2 separate regions of the Homo sapiens genome follow, and region 2 is linked to region 1. Evidence: chromatin loops called from intact Hi-C (ENCODE). Cell type or tissue: ascending aorta. All regions are shown on one strand.

Region 1 (2,500 bases):
TCTCTCCAATGATGGTCACTCTTTCATCCTCCACATCCAGTAAATCAGCAAGGTTTAGCAATTATTATTATTATTATTTTTCAAGACGGAGTCTCCCTCTGTTGCCCAGGCTGGAGTGCAGTGGCTCAATCTTGGCTCACTGCAACCTCCGCCTCTTGGGTTAAAGTGGTTATTGTGCCTCAGCCTCCCTAATAGCTAGGACTACAGGCGCGCCCCACCATGCCGGCTAATTTTTGTATTTTTATTAGAGACAGGGTTTCACCATGTTGCCCAGGATGGTCTTGAACTCCTGACCTCGAATGATCCACCTGCTTCAGCCTCCCAAAGTGCTGGGATTACAGATGTGAGCCACCATGCCTGGCCATATTTTTATGTTCTCAAGTATTCCCTCTCCTCTTCATTCTCACTGTCTTAGTGTAGTGGACATCTATATATCTATAGTTCAGCTTTCTTTTTGTAATACTTGCAATTCTGATCTTTTGGGGACCTATTCCTTCTCACTCTAACCATGTGGTTCTACTGGGACTTGCCTCATGGTTCCCCTTACACCATTATTGGAGGCACATGACCTGGGTGGAAAATTAGAAGGAGTCATAACTGAAAGGGTGAATGCAGACACTTCACTTTATACAAGTCAAGGTTATCGTAGTGGTCATGGTGGATGACTTCTCAACAAGAGTCTCTCACAATGATTAGTCTAAGTCAGAAGTCACCATACTGTGGACATTTAGGGTCAGATAATTCTTAGTTGTGGAAGTTGTTTTATGTATTGTGAGATGTTTAGCAGTATCCCTGGCTTCTATCCTTTAGATGCCAGTGCACCCTTTCTCTAAGGTGTGACAACTAAAAATACTCCAGATATTGCCAAGTGACTCCTAGACAGTGAAATCATCTCAGGTTGAGAACTACTGGCCTAAACTATTTGTGGCAATCCTATTGCTTATTTCATTGGTCTCCAAAAACAGGCCAATGTAAGGTGTAAAAGTTTTGTCCACTAGAGGGCTTCTGGGAAGGTTTCCACAATCCTGAGAAAGTCGACTGGAATTAAGAGCATTTTCTTGAGAGAAGTTGTTTTTATGTGAATACTTAAACTGGCTGCAGTCAACATGGAGGGGGAAATGGAGAAATAAGGAATGTAAAGTAGGAGATAGAATAAATTTTACTCCTTAACTGTTGAGCCGATGACTTCTCTGCATGAGCCTAAAACAATCTTATCTCTGTACTACCACTTATTTTTGAGTATATATGTATGTACTAAAAAAAAAAAAAAAACAGCTCAAATGGGAGTGTACTGTACATGCTTTGTGTTACTTCTTTTTACATATTTGTAGGTGATGCTTTCATATAAGTATATAGAAAGCTGCCTAATTCTTTTCATTGACTGCAAATTATTTCATTTCATAGATAAGGAATAATTCATCTAACCAGTATCTTGGAGTCTTTTATGTGTGTTTTTTTTTAAAAAAAAAACAAAAACAAAAACATTTTTTCTAATGCAAAGAATGGTTCCATAACTTTCCATTATACACAAGTCATTGGAATAGACTTGAGAAGAGGAATTATTAAGACGGACGCCATGGCTCATGCCTGTAATCCTGACACTTTAGGAGCCCGAGGAAGTGGATCACTTGAGCTCAGGAGTTTGAGACCAGCCTGGCCTACGTGGTGAAACCCCGTCTCTACTAAAAACACAAGAAAATTAGCTGGGCGTGATGGCACACACCTGTAATCCCAGCTACTCAGGAGGCTGAGGCAGGAGAATCACTTGAACCCAGGAGGAGGAGATTGCAGTGAGCCAAGATCATGCCACTGCACTCCAGCCTGGGTGACAGAGTGAGACTCTGTCTCAAAAAAAAAAAAAAAGACAAATTATTAGGTGTGCATGTGTGATTTTCATAGATATTATAAAATATCCTGGGAAGAGATTGAATTAACATTCTCATTATCAACATATGGTAGCCTCATACTCTGATTAATAAATTATCAAACTTTGAGACGTAGTCTCGCTCTGCCACCCAGGCTGCAGTGCAGTGGCGCGATTTCGGCTCACTGCAACCTTCACCTCCCGGGTTCAAGCGATTCTCCTGTCTCAGCCTCCCAAGTAGCTGGGATTATAGGCATGGGCCGCCATGCCCGGCTAATTTTTGTATTTTTAGTAGAGATGGGGTTTCACTATGTTGGCCAGGCTGGTTTCCAACTGACCTCAGGCGATCTGCCTGCCTCAGCCTCCCAAAGTGCTGAGATTACAGGCTTGAGCCGCTGCACCCAGCCAGTTATCAAACTTTTTGTGCTTTGGTAATTTCATGAAATACTATATGCAATGTAATTTCAGTTTATATAATAAAACTTGTCAGAATGAAAATGGAATCATTTGTGTAAAACCCTGGCAAATGGAAGGCCTTGAAAGGAGGGTTGTCACGCATGTATGCCTAATAACAAGAACTATCACAAAAGATAGCAAAAAACATGACCTTACACAGAGGCTACTTCAACCTCATAC
Region 2 (2,500 bases), 350 kb after region 1:
TGTGACACGGCAGAGACAGCTGTAATCCCACTGGGAACATAACTCCATTGGCCTGGGAACTACACCCTCATCTCCCAAATCAGCCACAGCAAGCCCTGACCAAGGAGAGTCTAAGCTCAGACATGTCTAGCCCTGCCCCTAGTTGATGGTCTTTCTCTACCCAGCCTGGTAGCTGAAGAAAAGGACATAATCTATTGGGGGTGCTATGGTCCTGCCCACGACCTGATCCTCCCTAGACTACCGTAGCTGAGGTGCTCTTGAAATCGTCACCTCCTGGCTGGAGGCCAACGAACACAAAACCAGCACGCTTAACAAAAATACATCCAAGGACCCTCACAGAATCCACTCCACTCTCCTGCTACCTCCACTGGAGAAGGTGCTGGTATCCATGGCCAAGAAACCTGAAGATGGATCACATCACAGGACTCTGAATACACTCCCCAGTACCAGTCCAAAGCCAGGTAGCTCCACTGGGTTGCTAGATCTAGAAGAGAAAAAGCAATAACTACAGTTCAGCTCTCAGGAAGCTCCATCTCTTGGGAAAAGGGGAGAGCACCACATCAAGGGAGCATCCTATAGGACAAAAGAATTTGAACAGCAGCCCTTGAGTCCTAGATCTTCCCTCTGATGTAATCTACCTAAATGAGAAGAAACCAGAAAAACAATTCTGGTAATATGACAAAATAAGATTCTTCAACACCCCCAAAAGATCCCGCTAGATTACCAGCCGTGGATCCAAACCAAGATGAAATCTCTGAATTGCCATAAAAAGAAATCAGAAGGTTGATTATCAAACCAATCAAGGAGGCACCAGAGAAAGGTGAAGTCCAACTTATAGTAATCAAAAAAACAATACAGGGTGTGAATGAGAAAATATCTAGTGAAATAGATAACATAAGAGAAAAACAATCAAAACTTCTGAAAACGAAGGACAGAGAGAATTGCAAAATGCATTGGAAAGTCTCAGCAATAGAGTCAAACAAGTAGAAAAAAGAACTTCTAAAAAACAAGGCTTTTAAATTAACACAATTAAACAAATACAAAGAAAAAAGAATATTTAAAAAAGGACAAAGCCTGCATGAAATTTGTGATTATGTTAAATGACCAAACCTCAGAATAATTGGTGTTACTGGAGAAGAAGAGAAATCTAAAAGTTGCAAAACATATTTGAGGGAATAAACAAGAGAAACGTCCCTGGCCTTGCTAGAGACCTAGATATCCAAATATCAGAAGCTCAAAGAACACCTGAGAAATTCATCACAAAAAGATCACCGCCTAGGCACATAGTCATCAGGTTATCTAAAGTCAAGACAAAGGGAAGAATCGTAAGAGCCGTGAGGCAAAAGCATCAAGTAACCTATGAAGGAAAACCTGTCAGATTAACAGCAGATTTCTCAGCAGAAACCCTACAAGCTAGAAGGGATTGGGGTCCTTTCTTTAGTCTCCTTAAACAAAACAATTACCAGCCAAGAATTTTGTGTCCAGCAAAACTAAGCTTCATAAATGAAGGAAAGTTACAGTCTTTTTCAGACAAATGCTGAGAGAATTCATCATTATTAAGCCAGCACTAAAAGAACTGCTAAAAGGAGCTCCAAATCTTGAAACAAATCCTGGAAACACATTAAAACAGAACCTCTTTAAAGCATAAATCTTACAGGACCTATACAACAACAACACAATGAAAAAAAAAACAAAGTATACAGGCAACAATGGCACGATGAATAGAATTGCGCCTCACATCTGAATACTAACGTTGAATGTAAATGGCCTAAATACTCCACTTAAAATATATAGAATGGCAGAATGGATAAGAATTCACCAACAAAGTACCTACTGTCTTCAAGAGACTCACCTGACACATAAGGACTCACATAAACTTAAGGTAAAGGGGTGGAAAAAGATATTCCATGCAAATGAAAACCAAAAGCAAGCAAGAGTAGCTATTCTTATATCAGACAAAACAAACTTGAAAGCAACAGAAGTTAAAAAAGACAAGGAGGTACATTATATAATGATAAAAGAAAGAACTATTTCAACAGGAAAATATCACAATCCTAAATATATAAGCACCTAACGCTGGAGGTCCCAAATTTACAAAACAATTACTACTAGACCTAAGAAATGAGATAGACAGCAATACAACAATAGTAGGAGACTTCAATACTCCACTGACAGCACTAGACAGGTCATCAAGACAGAAAGTCAACAAAGAACCAATGGATTTAAACTACAGCCTACAACAAATGGACTTACTGGATATTTATAGAACATTCTACCCAACAACTGCAGAATATACATTCTGTTCATCAGCACATGGAACATTCTCTAAGGTAGACCATACGATAGGTGAAAAAACAAGTCTCAATAAATTTAAGAAAATTGAAATTATGGCAAGTACTCTCTCAGACCACAGTGGAATAAAATTTGAAATAAACTCCAAAAGGAACCCTCAAAACCACGCAAATACATGAAAATTAAATTATCTGCTCCTGAATGGTCA

The links. Hi-C counts contacts between places; a loop is a spot of excess contacts. Peaks named below come from ENCODE experiments on the same cell type or tissue, not always from the same donor. Only the 100,000 strongest peaks of a DNase experiment are listed, where the experiment ranks them.
Region 2: a loop joins it to region 1, with 2.9 times the contacts of the local background. A loop is called at or near these places in 1 of 110 quality-filtered maps.

What each region holds. Positions count from the first base shown.
Region 1 is chr4:98,939,018-98,941,517 of GRCh38, forward strand. No RefSeq gene overlaps it. Among named protein-coding and RNA genes, the nearest start is that of EIF4E, 11 kb to the left of the region's middle. In ascending aorta, a CTCF peak has its summit at 996 (motif pointing right); no DNase peak of the experiment used is centred here; H3K27ac peaks cover 1,250 bases.
Region 2 is chr4:99,293,717-99,296,216 of GRCh38, forward strand. All of the region lies in intron 7 of LOC100507053 (a long non-coding RNA gene), which reads left to right. Among named protein-coding and RNA genes, the nearest start is that of ADH1A, 4.0 kb to the left of the region's middle. In ascending aorta, no CTCF peak of the experiment used is centred here; no DNase peak of the experiment used is centred here.